Linked DNA regions of Homo sapiens: regions 1, 2, 3, 4, 5 and 6 are each linked to region 7. A link is a loop called in an ENCODE intact Hi-C map of the cell type or tissue named here. Cell type or tissue: PC-9. All regions are shown on one strand. Region 1 overlaps KCNIP1 (potassium voltage-gated channel interacting protein 1). Region 2 overlaps DOCK2 (dedicator of cytokinesis 2). Region 3 has its middle 46 kb from the start of FOXI1. Region 4 overlaps KCNIP1-OT1 (KCNIP1 overlapping transcript 1). Region 5 has its middle 15 kb from the start of LINC01187. Region 6 has its middle 13 kb from the start of LINC01187. Region 7 has its middle 5.1 kb from the start of FOXI1.

Evidence for each region. A loop is a pair of places that touch in the nucleus more often than their neighbours do. Peaks named below come from ENCODE experiments on the same cell type or tissue, not always from the same donor. Only the 100,000 strongest peaks of a DNase experiment are listed, where the experiment ranks them.
Region 1: a loop joins it to region 7, with 9 times the contacts of the local background. A loop is called at or near these places in 16 of 110 quality-filtered maps.
Region 2: a loop joins it to region 7, with 5 times the contacts of the local background. A loop is called at or near these places in 5 of 110 quality-filtered maps.
Region 3: it touches region 7 in a loop (5-fold over the local background); 7 of 110 quality-filtered maps call a loop at or near these places.
Region 4: a loop joins it to region 7, with 18 times the contacts of the local background. A loop is called at or near these places in 65 of 110 quality-filtered maps.
Region 5: it touches region 7 in a loop (17-fold over the local background); 81 of 110 quality-filtered maps call a loop at or near these places.
Region 6: a loop joins it to region 7, with 7 times the contacts of the local background. A loop is called at or near these places in 30 of 110 quality-filtered maps.

Annotation. Positions count from the first base shown.
Region 1 is chr5:170,631,138-170,635,137 of GRCh38, reverse strand. The region is part of intron 1 of KCNIP1 (potassium voltage-gated channel interacting protein 1); the gene reads right to left. Among named protein-coding and RNA genes, the nearest start is that of KCNIP1-AS1, 48 kb to the left of the region's middle. RefSeq lists enhancers at 1,849-2,028, 1,803-2,384. In PC-9, CTCF peaks have their summits at 1,737 and 1,944 (motif pointing right); a DNase peak (open chromatin) is centred at 1,577; H3K4me3 peaks cover 1,221 bases; H3K27ac peaks cover 754 bases.
Region 2 is chr5:169,700,444-169,704,443 of GRCh38, reverse strand. It overlaps DOCK2 (dedicator of cytokinesis 2), which reads right to left. Exons shown (of 52, transcript NM_004946.3): 14 at 2,017-2,141. Among named protein-coding and RNA genes, the nearest start is that of DOCK2, 65 kb to the right of the region's middle. RefSeq lists enhancers at 1,012-1,421, 1,482-1,531. In PC-9, CTCF peaks have their summits at 2,222 and 2,421 (motif pointing left); a DNase peak (open chromatin) is centred at 2,423.
Region 3 is chr5:170,149,637-170,153,636 of GRCh38, reverse strand. No RefSeq gene overlaps it. Among named protein-coding and RNA genes, the nearest start is that of FOXI1, 46 kb to the right of the region's middle. In PC-9, no CTCF peak of the experiment used is centred here; a DNase peak (open chromatin) is centred at 2,236; H3K4me3 peaks cover 417 bases; H3K27ac peaks cover 3,283 bases.
Region 4 is chr5:170,419,031-170,423,030 of GRCh38, reverse strand. It overlaps KCNIP1-OT1 (KCNIP1 overlapping transcript 1), which reads right to left. Exons shown (of 3, transcript NR_109899.1): 2 at 2,416-2,645; 3 at 187-1,060. It also overlaps a transcript of KCNIP1 not described here. Among named protein-coding and RNA genes, the nearest start is that of KCNIP1-OT1, 32 kb to the right of the region's middle. In PC-9, CTCF peaks have their summits at 1,822 and 2,033 (motif pointing right); a DNase peak (open chromatin) is centred at 2,060; H3K27me3 peaks cover 339 bases.
Region 5 is chr5:170,182,150-170,186,149 of GRCh38, reverse strand. No RefSeq gene overlaps it. Among named protein-coding and RNA genes, the nearest start is that of LINC01187, 15 kb to the left of the region's middle. In PC-9, CTCF peaks have their summits at 1,684 and 1,891 (motif pointing right); no DNase peak of the experiment used is centred here.
Region 6 is chr5:170,210,115-170,214,114 of GRCh38, reverse strand. No RefSeq gene overlaps it. Among named protein-coding and RNA genes, the nearest start is that of LINC01187, 13 kb to the right of the region's middle. In PC-9, no CTCF peak of the experiment used is centred here; a DNase peak (open chromatin) is centred at 2,274; H3K27ac peaks cover 2,680 bases.
Region 7 is chr5:170,098,755-170,102,754 of GRCh38, reverse strand. No RefSeq gene overlaps it. Among named protein-coding and RNA genes, the nearest start is that of FOXI1, 5.1 kb to the left of the region's middle. In PC-9, CTCF peaks have their summits at 1,972 and 2,174 (motif pointing left); a DNase peak (open chromatin) is centred at 2,224; H3K27ac peaks cover 577 bases.

The sequences.
Region 1 (4,000 bases), 530 kb before region 7:
GAATTGCCTTAGCCCGGAAGGCGGAGATTGCGGTGAGTGGAGATCGCACCACTGCCCTCCAGCCTGGGTGACAAAGCGAGTCTCTGTCTCAAAAATAAATAAATAAATAATAAATAAAAGATTTTCTTATTACATTTATATATGGAAGCAAGAGAAGCCCAGAGAGGTGAAGTGACCTGGCTGAGGCCACACAGCATATTACTTACAGAGCTGGAATTCCAGGCAGTCCTCTTGACAATCTAGTTTGTGATTTAAGGGTTGCCAGCCTGGAGCTGCAATTCCTAACAGCAATGCCTGGGAATGCTATGAGCTATTAATCTCCTCTTACATATAAACAAATTGCAAAATGTATCATATTAATGATGACCTTTCTCTTTTTGGCTTTCAGGACACATCTGCCTGGCCTTCCTCTTGCTTCAGTGGTTTCCCATCCCAGTCTTTGCTGGTCCTTCCTAATCTGCCAACCTCTTACCATTGAAGAGCCTGGGGCTCGGGACTCAATGCTCTTTTCTTCCCTCTTTACACACACACACTCCCTGGGAGAGCTCATGTCGTTTTGTGGATTTCCGTGCCAATGACTCCAAAATTCTATCTCTTGCCAGGATCTCTCTTTTGAATGCCAGCCTCAAACATCCAGTTGCCTACTTTGGTGCTACTCGAAGTGTGGTTCTCAGTCTGGCAGCATTGGCATCACTTGGGAAGCTGTTGGAAATGTAGAACCTTGGGCCCCATGTTGGGCCTATTGAATCATTTTGGGCCTATTGCAACTCAGGGGTGCAGGGGTGGGCGTGGCACCCATCCATCCGGTTTAACAAGCTCTCCAGGGGACTGAATGGATGCTGGAGTTTAGGAAGCATTTTATTCCTTGCCCTCTCCACTTAGATATCTCCCAGCCATCTCAAACTTAACAAGTCCGAACATAAGTTCCCGATATTTCCTCACTCTACCAGCCTTCTCCATCTAAGTTAGTGGTGACTCCATCTGGTTATCTGCTCAGACCAATAACCCTGCTCAGACCAATAACCCTGCAGTCATTCCGGAGTCTCTGTCTCACCTCAACTTTGGTCTGTCAACAAATCCCGCTGGCTCCATTTTCACAACACCCGCAGAACCACATCCCTCTCACCACTGGCACTGCCACTAACCTGGCCAGAGCCGCAGCATCTCCCACTAGATTCTTGTAGAAGCCTCTTGGGCGCTTTTCACACTCTGCCCTTGGCCCTGACAGTCTACCCCAGCACAGCAGCCAGAGGGATTAAAATGTCATCAGCTCTTGTTTCTGCCCCAAGCTCTCCAATGGCTCTCCTTCTCGTGCAGCATAAAAGCCACAACCCTTATCCAGACGCACAGCCACACCCCGCCCCGCCCCATCCCCCCTCCGCCCCGCCCCCCGCCCCCCCCTCCGTCCCCCCCTCCGCCCCCCCGCCCCCTCGCCCCCTCCTCCGCCCCGCCCCCTCCTTCCGCCCACCGCCATCTCTCTGACCTCTCCTCTCCTCTTAGTTCTCTGTCCCTGGCCTTTTAGCTCATTCTGAAACATTCCTGGAACACATCCAGGCACATTCCTCTGCACTGGCTGATTCTTCATTTTCCATCCTGGAAAGCCTCTGCGTTTCTTTTGCCTCCTGCTTGGGTCTGCCATAGGCCTCTGCACTGGCTGATTCTTCTTCCTGAAAAGCTCTCCTCCCAGACATCTGCATATCCAGTCCCCAACTTCAGGTCTTACTCCAAGCCACTTCTCAGTGAGGCCCCCTGACTACCTCAGTCACTTAATTTTTAAAATTTGCTCCTATGACTAGCTGCCCTGCTCATTTTCCTCATCTTCTGTGTTGTCCATGTGTTTGGTAGAATGTCCGCTCTCGCTCTCGCGGTCCCCTCCTCCCCTGACCAGCGTCCTCCTCCCACTTCGGAGGGTCCCGCTCCGCCTGTCTTACCTCTTCTGGACGCCAGGTGGCGCCCCACACCGCCCAAGCCCCTGGCCGCCTCCATCCTTGCTGGAGAGACCCCGAGAATGCCTGGGGAAGGCGTGACCCTCGCAACCCCCTTCCCTCTGCTCTCCCCCTGCTCAAAGGAGGATGTCCTTTCTGACCACCAAAGCGGATGTTTCCTCTGAGACCCAGGAATTCACAATTATTCCTCGGGGAGAAGGGAGGGAAATGGCCTCTTCCAGGTTCAACCCGTGCTCAAGCCCCAACCCACCCCCACGCGAGGGAACGCTGTGCAGGACCTGCTGCCTGCTGGGTGCGTGCTGGGTGCTTTTACATGGTTGTCCCATGGAACCCTCAGCACAGCATTAGCGTTCCCACTTACAGATGAAGAAACTCAGGTTCAGAGAGGCCAGGTTGCTTGCCTGAGGTCACACAGCTGGTTAAGTGCAGAACTGGGATTCTAGCCTGACTCAGAGCCAGGGCTCTTCCACTTATTAAATGTCCCCCCAGAGAAGGCACAGCAGGAGGCTGGCCCATCTTTGGGCATCACATTTTAGGAATCGAGGAAGGGAGCTGACACTGGTTTGTGCTGGTCTCTTTCATTTACCGCCCACATCCCTGGCGGTAAGAATGTGCAAACGGCCCAGAGAGGTTGTGGTGCTTGCCCAGGGCCACGCAGCAGAGCCGCGCTGCTCCTCCTCATCTCCCGCCTCTGTTGGTTCGCCCTGGCCTAGGGAGGCAGAGTGCTCTGCAGCCCCTGCCAAAGGAGGCTGCTTCTCTGCAAAGGATTCTTCAAAAGCCTTGCAAGGAAGCGCCAGGGGGCAGTGGTGAAGGCTGGAGGAGAATCTTCTGGGGGAAAAAGATACAAGATTTGAGGCGAGAATCCTAATTACAGGAAGACTAATAGCCTGTCAATCCACGTGGCGTTGGTGGGACAGGGCTTGATTCCAGGGGCATCTGGGGTTTTCTGAGGGTCTCTCTTGCTCGCTCGCCTGGGTATTCATTTTCCCTCGCCTCTTGGAGGCAGAAGCAAAGGCTCCGAGAGCCTTGATTCAGATGCGTGTTTTTCTGCTCCCCAACTCCAGCTGAGCCTGGCCTGGGGACTGGGCAGGAGGACAGAGGACAGGCACGAAGGTCCTCTGTGGCCGGCGAGGACTCAGAGCTGAGCGGCCTCAAGCGTGGGCCCCTTTAGCTCCCCCTGTCTGTGGCAAATCGTCCTGGACACCAAAGACAGCCGGGAAGGGGAGGTCCACCCCTGACCAGTTGGGAATGTCCCTGTGAAGGGGCGGGATTTGGACCTATGGCTTGCTGTCATGAAGGCAGCTGCCAGTATGTGCCAGTGCACATACCATCTGGGGCTGTTGTCGGCGCTACTCTTTCCCCTGGTCAGGACTGGCCCAGGTCTCTAGTGGGGGCAGCACGTGGCCTTGGGGAGCCCAGAGGCCCCTGGGAGAGAAGCCCTAGGGGACCTGGGAGTCTCAGCTCCAGTGGATGGCATCTGGAGGGGAGGAGATTTGAGGGGTTGTGCCCCCATCACAAAGAGACTTTCCTGGCATCCATTCATGATGAGCAATGACAAATACATAAGCCAGCAGTCTGGGGCCTGGTGGCTCTGTGCTGTGGAAGACAGCTTCCCTTCTGTGCAGGAGACAATTCTGTGTGTTTCTAAAATTCCATTCGGGAAAGCCCCTGCGTTTCTTTTGCCTCCTGCTCTCCTGCTTGGGTCTGGAGCTGCTTTCAAAAAGCGTTTGAAATGGAGAATGGCAGAGTCCAGTCACCAGTGCTCAGAATTGCTCTTGGTTCCTGAAGCCCCTTCCTGGGGCAGTGGTACCATGTGTGTGGACAGCAGCTGCACCCTCAGCCTTTCCTGAGCACCTACTATGTGCCAGGCATGGTGCTTGGGCTCTCACACACATTCTTTGGTTTTCTGCCCACAGCTGTCCTGGGAGGTAGGAATTCTAACACCCATTTCACAGATGACATAACTACCTATCTAGGGGGCTGGGCAGTTAGGACAACAGCCCCTACACACTGGAAGTTCTCTCTCTTGTACCAGGCAATTTCGCAGCCATTGT
Region 2 (4,000 bases), 400 kb after region 7:
AAGGCCCTTGACACCCCAAGGTGAGCCATGAGCAGGCCTAACCTCCTCTGCCCTCTGGTCCTGCTCTGCCAAAGACAGTGTGCATGCACCTAGAGCAGGAGGAGAAATCAATATTTCTAAAGGGGACCATTTCCACAGGAGCCCACCAATATCAAACAGAAGTGTTTGAATGTACTGACTGACACTTAATTAGGCAGTAATATTTATTTCTACAAATAGAGAAAGAAAAGCCTCCCACAGGCTTCCTAAGCAATTTTCAATAGTCAGTCAACTGAACTCCCCCAGAATTTCCCTAATAGAGGAAACCACAAATCATCACCATGCCCCACAGTTCCCTTTCCATGTCAGCCCCCAGAATACCTGCTTACCTACTCATCTTGGATAAGTGCATCTGCTCAGCCTGCTCGGTAGTGACTTGAAAGGGTGACAAAAGTGGAAGAAAGAGTGGCTCAGACAGGAGATAAGATGGCTGCTTGCCTGTTAACTGTGTCTTTTAATTTGTCCTTTGGCAACATGGAAGGTAAGCGTATCAATGTTTCAAAAATGAAGCTGAGGTTAAAAAGTTCTCTACCAGGGAAGTTGGATAAAAGTAACTTCAAAGCAATGGTCTCTACATTTGGGAATTGCAATTTCCCTTTCAGATAAAAACCCTCCGCTCCTTTATGTTCCTTTGAGTCAAGTATTTCTCACTTATTTTATTTTTTGGAAAAAGTTTCAGACTGCAACAAAAGGAGGATGCGTTCAATGCTTAGATTTTGTTCAAATAGATACTAATTAACATGACCAGTCTTTATGAACAAAAAGGCAATTGTGAGGATTTCTTTACATTTAAAAAACGATTATGAATCTTCCCAAATTTGCCAGCAGTGGTTATTAGCCTCATTTTTTAAAATGAGAAATAAATTGGAGAATTTTGCTACATGTACGGGCATTGTAGTGAAGTGTCTCAGAGGGCCTGGAACCAGTCAAACCCCATCTCTGACATATGCTAACATTATGGCTTTGGGCGAGTTACTGTAAGTGACACGGGTTTTGTTTCCCTATCTGTAAAATGGGGCATAATAAAGGAAATGTGTCATACTATCACACAGCCTGACACATGGTAATTCCCCTGTGAATGTTAGTTATTCTTGGGTACAAAGTATCAGTCTGATCTCCAGGCCCCAAGGACAAAAATGATGCCTCTTCCATCTTCACATCCCCTCTCTGATGAACACACCCGCCCTGCTTGGCTATTTGATCACTCACAGTGGCCTAAGAGGAATATTCGCCCATGCTAAAATTTCTCCTGAGAGCTGATTTTCTTTTCAGCTAACTACTCTGTCAGGAGGAACTGAGAAACAAAACCCTCCTACACACTGGACACAGCACTGACAACCTTAAAGAAAATACAAGCAAATAAATATAAACACACATGACAAATATTGGACAGGACATATGCTGTATAAATATAGCAATGCGCTTTGCATTCCTGAATACACCCTGCTAGCTCTCTGGAGACCAATTTACGAATAAGGCTTTCCACCAGCATTTCTGGCTGAGCGCTGGGGAGTTAGATTAAGTGTTGAGAATGCCTGCTTTAAGCACATCCTGAGCCTCCACACCAGCCCAAGGCACTGTATTGATCCTCTTTCTTACCATGGACTTTGCCTGAATAAACCAGCTCAGGTTTCAGTGAGAACATTTTAACTGCAGAAAGCTAACCTATAAGCTGAGACCAAGCAAAAGTAAATAAATAAATAAATACATACATACATACATACATACATACAAGAAGAAGTTGTGAAAGGAAAGGAACAGACATTGAAAAACTGCTTTGGTGTAAGGAAATATCACAAGGTCTTATTATGGAACACTGCACTAACCAAGCTCAAAAGGTGTTGAACACATTATTCAACACCATCCCAAAGGCACCTGGCATTTAGACAACAGAATCAGGGAGAGGAAAAGTACGTCTTTACAAGCAGAGGCCCCCAAGGCGGACCCTGTCACCCAGAGCAGCAGTGAGTCCCTTACAGGCAGCGTTTTGCCATCCTCCGCGCACACACACATGATGACTTCCACATTCCTCTGTGTGGTCTTGTTGTACTTGTCAAAGTCACCTTGTAAGAGAGTAATGTAGATGTCGTTCCTGACATCCCCTGAGGCAGAGGGAGAGAGAGACAAGAGTTAGTGTGGATTACAGCAGGAGAGACGCTGACTAACTAGAGGGGATGGAGGGTGAGAAGAAGCTCTCCCACCTGGATTGGTATTAATTAAAATCAGAATTGCTTAGAGAAAGCATTTTTCCCTCATCAGGGAGGCTGGAGAAGTAGGTAACACGGGGATGAAGGGATGCTAGGAAATCAGTTGCAAAAAGGGAAGTAGGGACACTCAAAATTGGCCATGTTTTTCTCGACATTAAAAGTCATTTAATTTTCATCCTCTAGTGACACCTTCTGGGAAGGCAAAGGAAAGCTCCAATTGAATTGATCCTGTCCCATGAAAACAACCAAACATATACATCTGCCGATATTTCACTGTGTAGGAGCAGAATAGAGCAACTTTCCATGTGTCCTAGGGACACAGGGTTAGGAGGGAGCTGCAGAGGATCTTCAGGAAGGGAGGTAAGAAAAATAGAAAATCTGCCAGACACAGGTAGCTCATGCCTGTAATCCCAGCACTTTGGGAGGCCAAAGCGGGCAGATCGCCTGAGCTCAGGAGTTCAAAACCAGCCTGGGAAACATGGCAAAACCCTGTCTGTATCAAAAAATACAAAAAAATTAGCCGAGTGTGGTGGCACATGCCTGTGGTCCCAACTGCTCAGGAGGCTGAGGTAGGAGGATTGCTTGAGCCTGGGAGGCAGAGGCTGCAGTGAGCTGAGGTCAAACCACTGTACTCTGCACTCCAGCCTAAGTAACAGAGCTAAACCCCATCTCAAAAAAACAAAAAGAAAAAAAAAAAGGAATAGAAAATCCTACAAGGGGTTACACAAGTAACTGAAGTCTCAGGTAAAGCATGGACAAATAAATGACAGCACAGGCCCTAGGAGACAACCGCCAGACAAATGTGGAAAGAAACAGCCAGTCAGTGAGAGCCATCGTGAACGGAAGTCCAAGACACAGGTTTAAGACACAAAGAGAAGTTTCAAAAGAGTATTACCATTGTCAAAAGACAAAATTACAACAAATTTAGTTTGAAGACCTCACTTGGCTCTATTGCAATTCTAGAATCGGGCAATGCTTCATTCCATAAAATAGAATCAGTATTCCAAAGAGCTGAGCAGAAGAGGTTGGCTTTATAGACAGAGAAGGCCTGAAGGAAGTAGAAGCAAGACAGAGTGAATTGGTTATTTCAAAGTTATAGCCCTCATAAGGCTGAAACAGGGAAACAGAAAAATAGAAAAGTGACTGATTGTTAACATCAGGTTACTTCAGGAACTTCATTATCATGCCCATTGAAAATTGAAAATGGCCTGTCTGGAAAATAGGCTGTTTCTCTTTCTTTCTTTCTTTCTTTCTCTCCTTCTTTTTCTTGTCTTTTCTTTCGTTCCTTCCTTTCTTTCTCTCTCTCTCTCTCTCCCTGCCCCCGCCCGCCGCCCTCTCTCCCCTCTCCGAATTTCTTGCAAGATCAGATAACAGTTTAGTTTAGGTTTGATGACATGACCCTTTAGCATAGCTGACTCCATTTTGATTTTCAGTCTGGTTTGTTGGGGGCTGGTGCAGGAACTTAGTCCAAAACAATGCCCTCCTATAATTTTTGTTTAATATTATATAAACTCATTTTTTAAAATTATACACACATTTGGAAATGTAGTGGCTACTTCTGGAGACAAAGATATAAAGGAACTTTTAACATTTCACTTTATACCTTTTCAGGCCATTTGAATATTTTACAATGAACACAAATTCCTTTGGTAATATAAAAAAAAAAAGCTTAAAAATATAAGAGAATGACAATATTCTCCCAGAAAGAGTGCAACTGTTCTGCATGTATAAAATATAAATGATGGCCACAATAA
Region 3 (4,000 bases), 51 kb before region 7:
CCAAACAATCAGAGCCAGTGGACGGAGGCCAGGCACAGCCCTGGAGCAGTGTCGCTGCTGGATTTGGGGAATCAGGGTGCCCTCAGGGCCCTGAGTAGGCGCTGTATACCAATCATTAAGGAGTATTTCAACTTTGAAAAGCAGGTCCCACTCTCCGGGTGTGGCCTGGCTGACTGGAGAGCGCCCCACTCCACCATGACCCTCAGCAGGGGTCGTGTGTGGTTCCTCTGTCTGTCCTGGTGTCTAAGACAGGGCTTGGCCAGAGTCAGTGCTCAGAAAAGGAGGATGGATGGGCTGGGGAAAGTCTATGATAATGGGTTTCTTCCTGGCATCCTTCACAGAGGGAGGGAATGATGAGACTGTTTGGAAAATCTGGAGACATTCGTCTCTCCAGTTTTCCCCAAGGGCCCTTCTCAGCTAATGAACCCAGCATATTGCAAAGTGTCCTGCAGTGACTGGGAGAAAACAAAAGGAAAAGGAAGCAGTCCCAGGCCACACGCATCCACACAAGACACATAAACACATGTTCACACACAAGCATGCCCAGTATGCGTGCAAACTTGTGTGTACATACCACTCAAACCCACCACATACTACACACACCACATACTCCCCAATACACCCTCATGCCTCCTAAAGCCAGGAGCAACCCATGGGAGCCAGCATGTGGGCCAGGTGGGCATCTGTGCTGGGTTAGGAGAATGGCCAGGGGGTGGGGGCTGCATGGATGCTCTAGAGGGAGAGAGGCCGTGGTGCTGGGAGGATCTGGAGAGGAAGAGAGGAGGGAGGCCAAGGGCACAAAGGAGAGAATGGGGCAGCAAGGCTTCATCTGGCTGGGGCAGAGAATGGGTCTTAGGAGGCCAGGAAGAAGGAAGGTACAGACAGGCAGGTTCTTGTAGGGGGAGGAAGGAGGAGACTCACGTGTGGAGAACCTTCTGCGTGTCAGGCATACGCTAGAGGTACTGCAGGTATCATCCCTGCTAATTCTTATACCTACCCCATGAGGTAGATGTACATCCCTCACTGCAAGGGGGATGATCCTCCTATTTCACAAATCAGGCTCAGACCGATGAAGTGACCCGCCCAGGGCTCCACAGCTGAGGAATGGAGCCCAGGTGTAGACCCAGGTCTGCAGGATTCCAAATCCCCTGTTATGTCCCCGTTGCTGTCCATCTGGTAAAAAGGTGTGTCTTTTGGCCTTTATTCCCACCTGCGCTGGGCCACACTTCTTGTCTTCCTAAAGGATGCACCTGAGCAGCCCATCCTCCCATCTTACATTTCCATGAACTCTAGCTGGGAAAGCATGGGCACTCGATGCAGGGCAGGGGATCGAGGCCAGCCCCCGGCTTCTCAGCCTCAGCACTACTGACAGTTGCAGCCAGATCATTCTTCATTATGAGGAGCTGCCCTGTGCCTTGTAAGATGTTTAGCATCTGTCTTAGTCCATTCGGCTGCAATACAAAAACATATTCGGCTGCAATACAAAAACCATATAGCTGGTGGCTTCTAAACAACAGAAATGTATTTCTCCCAGTTCTGGAGGCTAGAGGTCTGAGATCAGGGTGCCAGCATGGTCAGGTTCCCACGAGGGCCCTCTTCGGGGTTGCAAACTGCTGACTTCTCTTTGTATCCATACGTGGTGGAGAGAGAAAGAGAACACTCTGGCCCCTTCTTACAAGGGTACTAGTCCCAGTTATGAGGGCTCCTTCTCATGACTTAATCACCTTCCAAAGGCCCCACCTCCTAATACCATCACATGAGGGGTTGTTAGGTTTTCAACACAGGAATTTTGGGGGGACACAAGCATTCAGTCCCTAGCAACAGCATCCTTGGCTTCTACCCACTAGATGCAAGTAGCACCTTCCCTTTTCTAAACACCCAGTTGTGACAACCAAAAATTTCTCTAGACATTGCCAAATGTCCCCTGGAGGGAAATTCACTCTCAGTTGAGAACTGCTGGGCTGGATAGATAGCTGGTTGGGAGGACGCAGAGGGGATTTCCAAGTCTTTGGCTCCTTCTACAAAGATTTGTCAGCTCTCAGATAAGCACCTGTCCTTCTGGCCTAGGTGCTGATGAGTCAGGCCCAGTGGCAGGGGCTGGACAACATGACCTCTGGAGGGCCTTCTGCATGGGCGCAGCAGATCTGGCAGGGGGCCAGTCCCGCCCTCCCCCAGGGGTGACTGGGGCCCCATAGAGATACTTTGTCCAACAGCTCCCTTCCACCAGTATCCCCAGGACATGCAGACCCAAGGGCCAATTATAAAAATGAAAAATCCAGGTCTCGGCCTCAAATGAGTAGTTTCCTTTGGCACTTTGATTCTCTTGTAATAAGCGCCTAGTCACCAAGGAATCCCAGGAATGTGGCCTTGATAATGAAAATAGGCGCCTGGCCCAGAGGGGCCCACTCACTGGACTGGCAGGCAGGCCTCAGCAGGTAGCCTCCAAATCTCAAGCAGCAATTCCCCTGCTGGGCAGGGGCACTTGATGAAATTGGCTGTCCCCACTCGGCCCTGGGACTGTTTCCACATCCCTGTTTCCAGCTGCCTGGCTGCAGCACCCGCCTCCTGAAGAAAGCAAGAATCCTTATGAATGTCTGGCTCCGTATCAGGAAAAACAAAACATAACCCAGCCTCCAACCTAACATTTTTTGATTGTTTACTCTTTCATTTAATATCCCAACAATGATACTATTATTATCCCCATTTTACAGACAAAGGAGTTGAGGCACAGAGAGGTTAAGTCACTTGCACAAAGACTCTACTCTGGAAAGTAGAGTTGCTGAGATCTGAACCTGGGCAGCTGTCTTTGGAGTTGGTGCTCTTAAGAATTGCACTTCTGGGATTACAGGTTTGAGCCACTGAGGCGGGTGGATCACCTGAAGTCAGGAGTTCGAGACCAGCCTGACCAGCACGGTGAAACCCTGTCTCTACTAAAAATACAAAAATTAGCCAGGCGTGGTGGCAGGTGCCTGTAATCCCAGCTACTCGGGAGGCTGAGGCAGGAGAATCGCTTGAACCCAGGAGGAGGAGGTTGCAGTGAGCCAAGATCATGCCATTGCACTCCAGCCTGGGCGATAGAGCAAGATGCCATCTCATAAAAAAACAAAACAACAGACCTCAGTGTGTGACGTTCCCCTTCCTGTGTCCAAGTGTTCTCATTGTTCAATTCCCACCTATGAGTGAGAACATGCGGTGTTTGGCTTTTTGTCCTTGCGATAGTTTGCTGAGAATGATGGTTTCCAGCTTCATCCATGTCCCTACAAAGGACATGAACTCATCCTTTTTTATGGCTGCATAGTATTCCATGGTGTATATGTGTCACATTTTCTTAATCCAGTCTATCATTGTTGGACATTTGGGTTGGTTCCAAGCTTAAAGTATAATAAATATATGTATATTTATTATACTTTATACATTACATAAATATATGTTATATTTTACATTATACATAAATATATATGTCATATATATGTGCATATATATGTATATATGTATATATGTCATATATATGTGCATATATATGTATATATGTATATATATGTCATATATATGTGCATATATATGTATATATGTATATATATGTCATATATATGTGCATATATATGTATATATGTGTATATATATGTATATATGTGTGTATATATGTATATATGTGTGTGTGTGTGTATATATATATATATATATATATATATATATATATATATATATAAAACAAAACTAAACAAAACTGCACTTCTACTGCAAAGTGACCAAGGTATTTGGGCCCCCAGGGCTAAAACCTTACTATATCCTGTGAAAAACAAGGATCTTGGAGGAATTGAGGAAGAAGAAGTGCTACTTGCCTGGCCTGGTCAGGGAAGCCCACCTTCTTTGGGGCTCCTCCTGAGGCCCTGAATCTTTTGTTTTACTACAAAACAGCGTGTCCCAATTTCAGGATGCCAATCCCCAGAAATCAGTAGAATGAGGTGGTTTAGGGCACCGGCTTGAGTCCCGAGGGACT
Region 4 (4,000 bases), 320 kb before region 7:
CACTGCAGCTTCCACCTCCTGGGCTCAAGCAGTCCTCCCACCTCAACCTCCTGAGCAGCTGGGACTACAGGCACATGCCACCATGCTCAGCTGAGTTTTGGATTTTTGGTAGAGGTAGGGTTTCGTCATGTTGCCCAGGCTAGACTCTAAGTCCTGGACTCAAGCAATCCGCCTGCCCCAGGATAACAGGTGTTCACAGTTAAATTTAAGTCTGGGAAATGCTGCATACTCTTTGTCCTTTGGGAAAATCATAAAATGTTAAAGGTACTGAGAAGTCTTGTGGCAAAGAAGTCTGTTTTGTTATATATCTATTAATATCATGAGGTACTAACATTCTGTAAAATAATCTCTGGGACCTGTTATTCTGTATTATGTCAAAGACCCCTTTAGATTCTAGGTTCTTTAAGGCAACAATTTTTGCCTATTAACGGGGCAATCTTTAACCATCCCTGAAACAGATAAACCAGACACTCCAGCCAATCACTTTCCTCTAGGTTAGCCAGCTGAGCACCTTTCCTTCCTGTTCCAAGTCCCGGCTTCTTGCCCCTGGGCTCATGCTGGCCCCCTCACTGCTGAGTAATTCTTCCTGAGCCAGTCACTGAAGTCCTTGGGTATCTATCTTTCTTTTCTTCTTGTCTCCCCATTCTAGAAGCATAAATTGTCCAGACTGTCTCTTGCTCAGTATGAGACGATAAAGTTGAAGACCTGAGAAGCAGTGTGACAGAGACATAGTCACGCAGCTGTGGGTGGCAGAGTTGAGACCAGAACCAAGTTCCTTTCTCATTGCCCTCAAATGCTTGGTTTTACATCCAGTTTACATTCTGCCCGGTGCATGTACATCCTTGATGCTGTTTTCTTGCTGTTTGTCTATGATGGTTTTGCATGTCTCTCCTGGGAAGACTGTATTCTCCTTCAAGGCACAAGTCACATCTGTGTTTATATAAATTCTAACACTATTCTGAGGACAGCATGGTGCTGAAAACACTCTCAATGCCAAGTTATTGAATGTCCCAGTGGATTCTTCTCCCTGCCAAGTCATCTCAGCTCCAAACACTGCTTCCTGGAGAGATGCAGACACATCATTTTATTCACACAAAGTTGTGTTTAAAACTCCCCTTCAAATGTGGGAGTGATTCAGAAGTCCAGAATAACATTGACCCTAATCAAGTGTTCTTAATTAATTATTCACATTGGAAAAATACGTCTTGGTTCACTGAAACTCTGGAATAACCACACCTACCCAATTTGAGTGAGGAAGACACAACTTGGCAGATGCTATGGTCTCAATGTTTCTATCCTCTCCCAAATTCATATATTGAAATCTAATCATGAAGATGATGGTGTTGGGAGGTGGGGACTTTGGGAAATGATTAGTTCATGAGGCTGGAACCATGGCAAATAGGTCTAGTGCCCTTAGAAAAGAGGCTGCAGAGAGCTGCCTTGTCCCTACCCCTCGGTGAAGACACAGCAAGAAGACGCCATCAGTGAACCAGAAAGCAGGCTCCCACCAGACACCAACTCTTAATCATGGATTTCCCAGCCTTCAGAAATGTGAGAAATACATTTCTATGGTATATAAGGCCAGCTTATGATATTTTGTTATAGCAGCCATAATGGGCCAAGACAGAAGAAAGGTTTTTACTGTGAATTAAAAGAGAGACCACATGATTTCTGGGGAGAAGCCCTTCACACAACCACATGGCGAAACTGGGTGTGAAAGAAACTCCTGCTTTTTAAAGAGCTGCTTTAAATATGCCTTCTGAAAAAGAGTTACCATTTTCTGCTAAATCCTTTTGCAACCAGGAAACAAGAGTGCACCACGGCCAAGGTTTGCCGACATCATAAGTGACTTGAGTTTGCTCCATGGCTGTACATCTTCTCTGGGGACATCCTCAGCAACAACACCCCCTCCAACCCCAAGCTCTTTCCGGGGAGCTGATCCTGAGGCCCACTGTGCTATTGTCCCTGATGCTGATACTTTCCTTCGAGGTGGTTTTTCAAGCAAGGAACATCTGTCCACCAGATGGCAGTGTACCAACAACCCAATCAAATGGCTCCTGCTCAGATCAGGGCTAGACCTCGCTGTCCGGCTGGCAGACCCCAGCCATACGTGGCTATTGAGTCCTTAGAGTGTGAGTAATCTGAATTGAGATATGCTGTAAGGTTAAAATACCCACTGACTTCGAAGACTGAATACAAAGAAGTGGGGTTGGGGGGGAGAAGAAGAAGACGCAGTATTTCATGAATGACTATTTCCTATTGATTACATTTTGAATACTATTTTGAATATACAGTTGACCCTGAACGATGTGGGAGTTAGGAGTGCCAACCACCATGCCGTCAAAATCCTGTGTATAACCTTTGATTCCCCAGAAACTTAACTCCTAATAGCCTGCTGTTGACTGGAAGACTTACCCATAACATAGACAGTTGATTAACACATATTTTATATGTTACATGCATTATACGCTGTATTCTTTTTATTTTTTTTTTTTTTGAGTTGGAGTTTCGCTCTTGTTGCCCAGGCTGGAGTGCAATGGTGCGATTTTGGCTCACTGCAAACTCGGCCTCCCAGGTTCAAGTGATTCTCCTGCCTCAGCTTCCTGAGTAGCTGGGAATATGCTGTATTCTTACAGTAAATGAGGCTAGAGAAAAGAAAATGTTATTACGAGAAATCATAAAGAAGAGAACATATATTTGCTATTTATTAAGTGAAAGTGGATCATCAAAAAGATCATCATCCTCTTTGTTTTCATGTAGAGTGGGCTGAGGAGGAGGCGGAAGAGGAGGGGCTGGCCCTGCTGTCTCAGGGGTGGCAGAGACTGAACAAAAGCCATGTGTAAGCGGACCCACACAGTTCAAACCTGTGTTGTTCAAGCCTCAACTGTATTGGGTTAAATAAAATATCATATTAAAATGGATTTTACCTGGTTCCTTTTTCTTTTCAATGTGGCTATGAAAAAATGTAATGTTACATATGTGGTCTCATTGTGTTTCCGTTGGCCAGAGAAGAGAAACAGTGGGCGGGGAAGGGTCGCACTGGGAAGCTGGGTAGAGCCAGCGGTCACAGTCCCATGCAAAGTGAAAAGAGCATGGCCTTTGGTAAATGACCACCTGGGCTTGAACTGCAGCTCTGTCATTTATTTTGGACTTGTGACTTAATCACTTTAAGTGTTGGTTTCCCCAGCTGTCAGGGGGCATAAACATGCTGCCTTCTCCCATGGATACTGTGAGGGTCAGATGTAGGACAGCCACAAATCATGGCCTGCTCAGGCCTGCGTCCCAATGCAATTATTAACAGCACCTTCTTCAGTTGCAGAATTTTGTCAGTTAAAGCAATGAATTATACAGTTTCCCTGGTGAAATGAGATCACGTATATTAAGCACTTGGTACATCGTAAGTGCACAATTTTATGTCTAAAATGATCATACGACTCAGAGATGGAAGATGGTGACTTTCTCTTCTATAATTTCACATAATTTCTGACTCCAAGCTCCATTTCTGGTTGAAGCAGAAAACTCAGCCTAGTCATTTTCAGATAAATTTGGTTATTTTAGAATTATATTCAAATCCAGAGTTCTATCTTCTTCCTTCTTCCATGGGTAGAGTCTAGACTGGGGGAGTGGTGGCTTATGCAGGTCACAGCATTGGACCGGGAGGGAATATTTGGTGTTTACTTGACTTCCCTTGGCTTCCTTCCTCCACCTCTCTGATTACTTCCTCCCCTGCTGATGGCATCGGGGTCCTGCTGTGGTCCACAGCTCCTCCTCTGCTGTGGAACCCCCAAACCTCACTGGGGTCTTGGCCTCTGCAGCCTCCTAAGGACTGGCCATGTTTTTCCATTTCAGAGGTCAGCACTGGACACTGACTCTGTCTGTCCCCTCTATCTCAGCTCACTTCTTCCATTCACCTGGACAACGACGTTTACACGTTAGGAAGATCTGTTAAATTCACTAACCACGTAGACTTTGCACCTGTTCTGTCCCTTGTTTTTTGCTA
Region 5 (4,000 bases), 83 kb before region 7:
TCCTCACTCATTAAGACCCAAGTACTTCTGAGCAGAAATTCCCATTTTGGAATTTTCCCATTTTTATTCCCAGTGGCACAAAGGACTTCATTTACTATTTTGCCCCAAACACCCTTTGTTTTGAAAGTGTAATCATTAAGTTGTCTTTATTCATCAGTCACAAATTGTTTTTCTCCATTTTATCTTAAAGACAAATAGAAACTTTGGATCAGTGTGAGATGGTCAGGGAATTGATGGTTCTAATGATAGCGGCCCTTGACTGAGCCCCAACCACCTGTCAGGTGTTCTGCTGAGAAAGCACGTGACTGCACTTAGCTCATTTGACCTTCCCAACAACCCTTGGAGGTTAGTACCATTATCCTCATTCCACAAATGTAGGGACCAATGTTGAGAGAAGGCCATCTCAATAGGAAGTTGCAGGGCTGGGGCATCTGAGCCACTGAGCTATACTATACAATTTTCTTAGTCTCTGCAACTTGTTGAGGCCAAAAGAGCACTTGCAGACACATTTGGAACCTAGGGCCCTTGACTGCCTCTGAGCATCCTGAAAGAGTAGGCCTCCTCTGAGAAGCTGAGGGGGCTTAGTTGCTGTAGAGGATGAAGGTAAGATTCAGGTGGATCTCAGCCATTCTGGGAGCACTTGGCCAGGGCCCACTGGGCCCCATAACATTGTGCACAGTGACTGCTCACTAAACCAGGACCCAAGCATCCCACAAGTGGGAAGGGTGGGTTGCACGACACATGAGGCAAGATAGATGGGTTTGCATGCCAGGCAGACACCCATCTGGTCTGAACCCCAGATTCTTTTACTGAAGAGCTATGTGATCTTGGGCAAGGGTTTTCATCCTTCAAGCCTTGGCTTTCTCACCTGTCCAATGGGATCAGTACAACCTACCTCAGTGTTACTTCAGAGGATTCAATGACAGCCGACACTGTCCGATGCTTGGAAGACAGCAGGTGCATAATAATTGAGAGCTGCCATCCTTGCTACTTTCCAGGTGGTGCTCCAAGAGCCCCCTTGACTCCACACCTGAAATATTCTATGTCTGCCTCACCCAGAGTCTGTACTGCACTGAGACTAAGCTGCGACTTTAGACATCTCTTGCACCAGCATCCAGGGCCAGAGCAGCCCTCTGGGCATCACTGTTCCCCACCTCACAATCTGGGTAGTAGCTTGCCTCCTCATGCAAAGACTTGGGGCTCTGCTGTCCAGGACAGTGGTGCTGGACAGTGACCTGGAGACGCTGACAAGCAAATCAGCTGAAGGCAACAGAGAACAGAGAAAATATGGAAGAGAAGCATGGGAGAGAGATGTGGGGAGTAATCTGAACTCCGGGAGGCAGGACGCTGTGGTCAGTGAGGGACAGGGGTCTGGTGTCCTACAGACCTGGGTTGAAAGTCTGGCTGTCCTCTGCATTAATGTGTCTCTCTGGACAAGTCACCAGCTCTCTCTGAGTTTCAGTGCTCTCATGTGTAAAATGAGGATACTAATAGTTCCTCCTTCAGAAGTTTGTTTTTCGGGAAGATTTAATGAGATAATGTATGCAAAGCACAGTACCTGGCTCATAGGACGTGCTCAGTATGACAGCCATGATCATCACAATGATGATTATCTCCTACTAGTCCAGTGATCAGTCAGTTTTCTCAAAGGCTGTGTGTGGGCGGTATCATCATGCTTCCCATTTTACAGATAGGGAGGCCAAGGGGAGGGGCAGAGCCACTCGAATAGGTAGATCCTTTCGCTTGCACGTGCTGCCACCCAAGTGGGTTCTAGCTGGGCTCTGGGTGCTTGTTGGCCAGAGGTGCCATGTGCAGGAGCAGAGCCATTCCCAGCCTTTTGATCCCCTTCCCTCTGGGACTGTCCCACACTGAGAAGAAAAGCTGCAGGAGCTGACCTCTAGGGGGCAGCATGAGCTCTGGAAACTCCAGGCTGGCTGCAGGGACTGGGCTGAGCCGGCTTCAGGCGGGAAAGCAGGTGCATCCAAAAGGTGATCCAGGGAGCCTGGGTAGGGGCTGGCTGGCTGGGTCCCAGGCTGCTTGTGCTAGGAGCTGAGGCCAGGGCTGGGCTTTGAAAGAGAAGGAACCAGAGGGGCACTGAATTAGGATGCTTGGTCCCCTGCCTTGCAACCCTCTCTCCCCACTATTTCTGTTCGGCGAATAGAGGCTGAACATGGCCAGGCAACATGGGGGATTGAGTGGGACGCATTCCCAGACCTTCAGGGAGTGAGGGAGCCTGGTGCAGCCTGGGAAGTGGCAGGGTGGGGTGTCATGCTAGATGGCATCTGGCTGAAAGAGTATTTCCCAAGCCACTAAGGGCCACGCAGAGCCCAGGACAGGTCTTAGGCCTGCACTTGGGCCCCTCTGGCCTCTGCTCACCTTGGGGCCCACTGAGTGCCCTGTTTCTAGGCCCTTCCCAAGTCCCTGAGTCAGAATTGCTGTCTTTTTGACCAGAAGTCCAGAGGATTTCTGTACAGGTTCCTATCTAATAACTGTGCTGATGACAAAAAAACCTGATAGAAGGGCCAGGAGGGAATATTGGGACTATGTATTGATCAATCCTTGCTAGGCCCTGGGCTAAGTGCTCCACAGATATTGCTCTCTGCATTTTCCCCTTCCTGACAGTCCTTCACCTGCTCCTTATGACGATGGAATGCACTGGCTCAGAGAGGTGAAGTAACATGTACAAGGGCACACAGCTGCCAGACCTGAGGCAGATCAGAACCCAGGGCCATCTGGTTCTAAAGCTTGGGAGCTTTCACTCCCAAGTAACTGGGTATGGGGCTGGAGAGGGCAGCAAGGCTGGCACCTGGCCCACAGCCTAGGAAAGAAGCTCGGATACCCCTGGCCTTCAAGAGTGGTGCCTGTCACAGACCCTGCCCCTTGCATCCTGGCATTTGTTGAACACTGAAACCCGTAAAACTTAAAAAAAAAAAAAAAAACAAAACAAAACAAAACAAAAAAACCCCAAACAACAACAACAAAAAACTGGTTAGACAGAAGAGCTAAGCCTTCTGTTTTCCCCTCCACCCTGGCCTCTTCCAGAGATGGCTCAGCCCCCCTGTTCAGACCAGAGTCCACATGGCTCTTGTACCTTGAACATTTTGGCAGGAAAGGGGCTGAGAGTGGGAGGAGAAGGGCTGGGTTTGAGGATCCCTGGTAATTCTGTTTCAGACTCCTTCAGCCTGTCAGATGCTGGGCCTTCCAGTTCTGCTTCCCTTTGCCCTTGGATTTTCAACCGTAGTCTCCTTATTGGTAAAATGGGTCTCCTGCTTCTGGCTGCAATTTGCAAGGACTCTGTGAAATCATGTGGGAGAAAGGAGCTCCGGGAACCCGAATGTGCGGTATGAACATCAGTAATTACTTGGGACAACTGCTGAGTGCGTCTGGCTTTCAGAAATTGTGATCAGTTCAGGGCAATTCTCTGCACTGTCTCTGGATCCTGCTAGTCAAATTAGGCTCAATTAGTCTATTTAAATGATCCCTGTGCACGCTCTCTCTCTCTCTCTCTCCCCCCCACGCACCCCATTGTGTCTCCCCATCCTATTACCTCTCTAATCTGTCTCACTTCTTCACTATTCAAATTAGTGATTTGAATGACTAGAAGCCAGCAGTTTCTTCCCAGGCCCCGTGGACCAGAACTTGTTGAATTTTCAATCAATAGAGGCCCCTCCTTCGGGCCTCTATTGATTGAGAAAAGCCAAAGTTCTCACCGCCTTTTGTCCAGTGCTTTCACCACCTGAGATTTCAGCCGGTTCATGCAGCTTGTCTACAAGGCATCAGTGTGCTCTCCAGCTTGCAGAGAGAGGAGAGAAGGAAAGAAGCCTTATGAGCTTCCCTCAGAGTTGCAGACAAGCAAATTGTTTCTTTTGGTTAAAGGTGCCATTTAGCCAGAATGTTGATGGATTAGTAACAGGGAGAAAAAAAGACAGCACCATTAATAACACTGACCATTCCTGAGGAGGGGTGGCCCTCCAGTGCTATCTACTTGCCCTGACACCAG
Region 6 (4,000 bases), 110 kb before region 7:
TAGTTCAACCATTGTGGAAGTCAGTGTGGCGATTCCTCAGAGATCTAGAACTAGAAATACCATTTGACACAGCCATCCCATTACTGGACACATACCCAAAGGACTATAAATCATGCTGCTATAAAGACACATGCACATGTATGTTTGTTGCGGCACTGTTCACAATAGCAAAGACTTGGAACCAATCCAAATGTCCAACAACGATAGACTGGATTAAAAAAATGTGGCACATATACACCATGGAATACTATGCAGCCATAAAATATGATGAGTTCATGTCCTTTGTAGGGACATGGATGAAATTGGAAATCATCATTCTCAGTAAACTATCGCAAGGACAAAAAACCAAACACCGCATGTTCTCACTCATAGGTGGGAATTGAACAATGAGAACGCATGGACACAGGAAGGGGAACATCACACTCTGGGGACTGTTGTGGGGTGGGGGGAGGGGGGAGGGATAGCATTAGGAGATATACCTAATGCTAAATGATGAGTTAATGGGTGCAGCACACCAGCATGGCACATGTATACACATGTAACTTACCTGCACATGGTGCACATATACCCTAAAACTTAAAGTATAATAAAAAAAATAGCAGTTGATCTTCCTGTGGAAATTGTTTTCCAATCTGTATGAATTGAATGGCTCAACTAAATAAATGAAGAAAAATGAAAAAAAAATTCACAAAGACCCCCTATAAGCTAGCAGCAGCTTTCTAGAGCACATCTGCTCTTCATCAGGGTGACTTTCTTTCTCAGGTGGGAATGTTTTCCTGGTTGCTACAAGGCTTAGCCTTGGCCCTGTCCCTATGATTATTAATAACTTAGAGACAGACATAGGAGCTCATTTATCAAGTCTAATGATGCACAATATCTGGTCATCCCTCTCTGATGTCAACATCCTTGACACCTCCTCCAGAAGCCCTCCCTGGTCCTCTGGTCTAGTTTAAGTGCCCCTCTATGCCCTCAGTACAGACATTTTTCTCTACACTCAGTCCCTTGTGCAATTGTCAACTGTTTACTGGCCTGTCTCTTACACTGGACCATGCCACAGATCCTCAAGGACAGAGACCAAGTCATTCATTTCTGTACGCTAAGCCTCAGAACAGGTTCTCAGGGAATGGGCATTGATGAATTAATAAATGAATGAAAACGAGGATTAGGAAAATAACTACTATGCTGAATAATCAATAAGGACCTTAAAAAAGATGATACTCAATTTCAGTTATTGTTGAAAGAAACAAGAGAAAGATTAAATATGAAGTCCTGCTCCCAGTCTTAAGGAATCAGCTTGACAGACAGGCCTAAGGTGGAGAGGGGAGTTGCTAGTAAGCTAGAAGTGAAACCCTAGGCAGAATTAACAGGAGTATAGTGTTCAGTGCATGGATGATGGCAGCCCTTCCCATAGTCCACTCTGGTTTGATCACATCTGGAGTACGAGTACAGGAAGATGAAAAAGAGAGATGCCTTACTGGGCAGGGATTAGGGTAAAGCAAGAGAGGTACCCAGGGTGCAAAATATAAGAAGGACCTCACTCTTGGGATCCTGCAAGTGCAGGTTGGGCACCTGAGACCTACTATCCTTTTCACATGCTGCAACCTGGATGTCTCTCTTGCCTCCCCCTAGTTCTAGCCCTGGGTGCCTTGGAGTTAGCTCTGAGAAGTGAGGTATGTTACATGTTCAAGAGCTGTTTACCCTGAAGAAAGAAAACTCTAAGGGGATCAGATAACAACACCTAGTCAACTAATTGATTAAACGTGTATTTATTGGATACCTACTATATAAAAGGCACTATGCTAGATACTGGGGAGGAATCTTCAATATAAAAAGGAGTAACACAATGCCACTGCCTTCAATGGGTGGAATGCCTTTTACCTCCTATTTATGAACAAACCTTGTAGGATTATCAGTCATAATGTTCTTGTCATTGTTTGGCATGGTGGTCTAGAGCTCTGGAGTCTGACTGCCTTGAATCATAGCCTCCTGGCTGGGAGTATAATAACAATATGACCTTGGGCCAGTTCCCTTCTTTGTAAAATGGGGATAGAGTGTCTTCATAAGGAGGTAATGATGCAATACCTGAAAAGCAGTAGAAGAGCATTTTATGCATGCAGGTGCTCAGTAGGTACTAGTTAGTTTGGTGTTATTATTATTATTGCTGTTTTCGTTGTTACCTTGACATCTTAAGTTGTATTTGTCCCATACTGATACACTCTGTATGTTAAACAGATGGAAATAGAGCTGTCTTTACTGCCACAGAGGAATGTGCTCTCTCAAATATTTTATTGAGACACTCAGACTTCTGTGTCTACATTTCATTTTCTCACTGTTGATAGAGTTGCAGGTAAACATTCCTTTACTATGACAAAAAACCCTCCAGCTAAACAATGGTGATTAATAGCCCCATTACTGGACCTGCTGTGGGGCATGGGATAGAGGCTGGGAGAGCTGGATGAACTAAAGGAGACCCAGCCCATTTAAAGATGGACACCACCTTTCAGCTTGGGTCAACTGTTGCATGGGAGATGCAGGCTCTATGTTGCTGTATTTTCTAATTTTTCAAGAAATTTAGACATTCAGATTTCAAAGTAAAGTCTCCTGCATTTTTTTTTCTTTTAGTGTTGGGTCAATTAAAACACACACACTAACAGGCCAAAGACTACATCAGCCTATGGACCATCAATTTTCTTGTAATTCTGGCTTACTTGAAAATCCATCCTTAGCATGAGAATCAAAGACTACCTCTAATTTTCATTGCCTAATTGCCTGGACTCCTCTTACACTCAGCTTCTCATTCCTCTCAAATATTGTAACCTTTTCACCTCTCCACAACCTGTAACTAAACCACCCTTCCTCTCCTATCTTGACAAAAACGTATGCTCATCCTTCAAGGCCCATTCAAATGTCACCTGCTTTCCTCTTCCAGAAGAATTCCTCAAACATGCTCACCTACCGTATTCCTTTTATTCAGTGGTGATGTTGGTTGGCTATTGAGAACAATAAACATCAGCTGCCAATACTGTTCTGTAGCTTGTCTCCTCTTGCTTTCATTTGGAAAGATTCTCATTCTTACCAAATAAAATCTTAGCAGTTAATTATGTATTACATTTAAAAAGCTTTATTATCAAAAACTTTCAAATATACTCAAATTAGAAAGATCAGTATGATGACCTACATATACCATCGTATAGCTTCAATAACTATCAACTCATTACCAATCTTCTTTCATTTATACCTTCCCCAATTCCCTCAACAAAATTATTTTGAAACAAATTTCAGACATTATATATTTTCATCTGTAAATATTTCAATTAATCTCTCTAAAATATAAAGCTCTTATTTATAAAGCTCTTATTATTATCATTAATAGGAAAAATTTTAAATGTATAGAGAGCTATACAGACTACTGAAATGATCCTCCATCTACTCATTATCTGACTTCAACAATGATCACTTTATGGGCAATTCTATTTTATCTATATTCAATTCTTCTCTTTCATAGATTATTTTGAAACAAATTCTAGACATTTCAGTTTGTAAATATCCTTATGTTTCCTTAGAATATAAAGACTCTGAAAATTAAATAATTCACTTGCAAAATAATAAAATTGGACCCCAACCTCACACCATATACAAAAAAATTAACTCAAAATGGATTAATGACACAAAAATAAGAGCTAATACTATTAAATGGAAGAAAACATATGGGCAAATCTCCATGACCTTGGCTTTGGCAATGACTTATAGATATGACATCAAAAGTATGAGCAAAAAGGAAAATAAATAAATTGAGAAATTAAAAATGTTTGTGCATCAAATATCTTCAAGAATGTGAAAAGACAACTTATAGAATGGGAGACAATATTGGCAAATCCTATATCTAATGAGTCTTGCATGTAGAATACATAAAGAACTCTTGCAATTCAATAATAAAAAGACAAACAATCCAATTTTAAGAATGGGCAAAGGACTTGAATAAACATTTATCCAAAGAAGA
Region 7 (4,000 bases):
CGGCATTTTCTGAGGAATGCTGAACTGGGTCTCCCTAGCTGCATGTGGACCCTAGTTCCTTTCCCCCAGTAGATCAGAGAAAGCCTGGCCTGTCTTAGGAGGCCTTATTCACCGGGAGCCTCTGGCACCCAGAGCCCAGTAGCTGGGGATCACAGCTTCTCTGCACTTGGTCACAAGGTTAAACCTTCGGGCCAGGGTGTCCAAAGCATCCCAGAGGACCCTTCATTCCAGATTTGTAGGAACACTGGCTATAGCCCTTGGGGTGGACAACAGGAGCTAGCTGTTCCCACCCCGCAGTGAGGTTTGAGAGTTATGGTCCTGCAGCCCGCCTTGACCATCCTAGGGCCTCCGGGAAAAGAATCAAATGTCTCTAACAACTAGGGTCATTTTGTGAATGAAATTATTTTAAACTTTTTGAAATTTCTAGAAGTGAAAATTCAAACCTGAGAAGATGCGCTCTGCCCAGCTTCAGGGAAATAATAATAGAATAATAAATAAAAAATAAGAGTAAGAGTTGGGTGTGTGAGGGCCTGAGCCTGCCTAGGGAATGCTTGGGATGCAGTTTGCATACTACAGTCCAGAGGGAGGCCTTCTTGGACATGAAAGACCATATATTCTGTATATTCTGAACCCCAAATTGTGACATTTGGGACAAAGCAGTAAAACATGGAACACGTGGGCCTGAGGATTGCATAGAACTGGGTTCAAATCCCAGCTTCGCTCTTTGGTAGCCTTGTGATCTTGGCCAAGTTTCTTAATCTTACAAGGCCTCCGTTTGTTTATCAATAAAGTGAGGATGAAACTAGAATCCGTCTCATGTGGATTTGGAAGGAAAAAGTAATATAAATGTGTAAGTAAAATGTGGAGCCCATGATCTGCAAAAGCTGCAGATCATGAGGATGATGATGAATGCAAGGGTACCTGAGGCCAGATATTGACACGGGAGAGGGTTCTGGGCAGGAGGCCTGGCATCATAGCCTCCTCCAAGCAACGTTCAACCATTTGCTTTCCCCTTGGGAAAATCCTGCCATCTGGGAGCCATGCCCCCGAGGACATGTCCCAGCAGTCAGCTGTGGATATTGCTGGGTCCAGAAGCCAATGCTGACTCAAGTCCTGCAGAAAGGGTAACTGTACACAGGCCCCCAGCCTGACTGTGATCAACCAGCACTGCCACTTCTGGCCTTGACTTTCAAGGGTGGAGAATCATACTCTTTTAGAAGTCAGATCTCAGTTCACCTGTCTGGTAGGAGGTGATGTGCATTTTCACAAACATGAACTCATGTAGGACCACAGTGTGGTAAGGATTCAGTTTCCCTGTTGAACTTTGAGGAAGCAGGTACAGAGAGGATGACCAGCCACCGAGATGAAGGAGGCAGGTGGGAGCCAGCCTGGCTGCTGCTCCACTGTGGCTGGAACTGTATCACGCAGGCAGTGCCAGGAGCAAGGAGCTCCGGCCCTGGAACCAAACTTTCTGGGTCTCGACCCTGTCTCTACTCCTTAGGCACTGTCATACCTTAGACAGCAACCATTTGTTTTGGACCTTAGTTTTCTCATCGGTAAAACCAAGTACTTCCTGGTGCTGCTCTGGGCGCTTCATGTCAGGCTTTACTGTACAGTATCGTACCTGCTCAATACAGTTAGCTCTCATTAGGGACTCGGGAGTCCGAGGTGATGGGAGATGCTGGTGGTTCACCAGCTGGGGCTACAACATCCCCAGCTCTTGGACCCTACATACCTCCCCCAAATTCACATTTGATTAGAGGCTTGGCTTCATGGATTCTTTCCCCCCTCTCCACATAATACACAAATAGTTTCTAAGTTCCAGGATTCCCAGGAGCCTAGCACAGTACAAAGTTGTCTGAGGCGGGGAATCAGGGGATTAGGGACCAGTTGGCCTCTAGCTTAACTCTCTGCACCAGGTTCCTAACCTGTAAAATGGGGATAAAAATTGCAGTACTACCTACTATCTATGATGGCTCTCTGTGAGCGGCAATGAGCCCTCGTCTGTCCTGCCTGGGCAACAGGGTTCACGAGAGTCATGTCTTGGGGTATTTGGGGCTGACATGGGGATGGCTTCTTCATGCTGAGCATGGGCTTTGTGGAAGTCTGGCTGGCTGAGGCATTAGCCAGGCTGAAGGTGGTCTTGGTGCTCTGCGGCTTTTTGGCTTCTGATGTGCTTGTCTGAAGAAATGTAGATCAATACCCCCCTCTGGCGGCCGTCTCTTTAAAAGCGGGAAGTAGATTGCAGGGCTTGGGTGAAATTTCAGGGCAGGCAAGAGTCTTCTCTCGGTTCCTTTAAGGACAGGAGACAGAGAGATTTCAGTGTCAGGTTCCCGGGAGAAACAGTCGCTTAGAGAAAAAGACCTTACTCCTGCTGCAGTGGGAATAGTGAGAGCTGGGTTGGGAATGGGGAAAGGTGTCTTAGAAGGCAGCCCAGCAGCAGGCAGACTGACCTGAGTCAGAATCAGACTCCTCCAGCTGTATTTTCTGAGTGCCTTGATGTTTAATCTCTGAGTCTGTTTGCGCTTATGGAAAACAGCTGCTGCAGGGACTGGATGAGGTACTATAGGAAATGCTTCTGAAACCATGCACGGCTGTAATTCATTCCTTCATTTATTCAGCAAATACCAGGCTGTCTTCCCAGTACCAGTTCTGGGCTGGTGTTCAGGAGACAGTGACAGCCACACAAGCTGAGGCTCCCTTTGCTTGTGGTGTTTGCCATCTCTGTGTGGTACCTGAAGTTTTGGTGTACCATACTTAAAAGTTCTCATGGGCTTTCTTGCTCTGTTTCTGATTTTTACTTAGTGAAATTGTTTTAAAGATAGATTCCTTATAAGTTCTGGAAATGGATCATCAGTCGTCAGGATCACTTGCTATAAATAAAATAAGAAGTTAGTATTTATTTAGTGCTTACAGTGTCACGGGCACAGCCTGAGTACCTTACCTGTGTTATCTCATTCAGCCCCCACAGCAACCCTAGGAGGCCCGGATTGTAATTGTCCCCATTTCATAGATGAGGACACTGAGGTGGCATCAGTTGTCTGCTGAAGGCTCTGGCCTGAGTGTGCTCACTCTGCTCAAACATGAGGTCAGCAAGTATTAGCAAGGTGCCAAAACACTCTGACCAAGAACCGAGACTTTCTTTTTGGAGAAGGCAAAAGGATTGAAACAAAATTGGAAAAGAAGAGATGTTCTGATCATGAGAGTGGTAGGTAGAGTAATGAGCCCCTCCCTCTCCAAAGACTTCAGTCCAAATCCCCAGAATCTGCCAATAGGTCATCTTCCAAGGTAAAAGACACTTTACAGAAGTGATTAAATCCATGACCAGTTGGAGAGGTTATTCTGCATTATCCAAGTGGGCCCAATGTCATCATAACTCTCCTTATTAGAGGGAAACAGAGGGAGATTTAATGACAGACAATGAGCTGTAAGAGAGAAAGCTGATGAGTGATGTGGCCACAAGCCAAGGAAAGCTGAATGCCTTATAGCCTTTAGGAGTCAGAAGAGCCAAGGAAACAGATTCTTCCCAGAACCTTCAGAAACAGCAAGCCCTGCCAACACCTTGATTTTCACCTCATCTTATTTTAAACTTCTGAACTCAAGAACAGTAAGAGAATACATCTGTCTTGTTTTAAGCCACTCAATTAGTGGTAATTTGTTACAGCAGCCATAAGTAACTAATACAGTGGGATTCAATGTTGTGTGTGGCTGTGATTCCATGCCCTAAAGGTCCCCTCCCACACCACCAGTGGCCTTCATCCTATACCTAGAGAAGGTGTCTGCTCCATAAAGAGCTCCTCCTCCCTCCCCTCTTCCCCCTCCCTCTCCCCGCTCTGGGTGAAGAATGCTGGCTGGGGACAGTGTCTCTAGGCCGGGCACCATTACTTTGTCCTCAACTCACGAAGGCTTTGGTGGGCTGTGGTGCCCCTCTGGGTCTCAGTTTCTTTGTCTGGCAAATGGGAGGCAGAGCTGAGTGGTTTTGAAGGACCTGCCCAGCAGG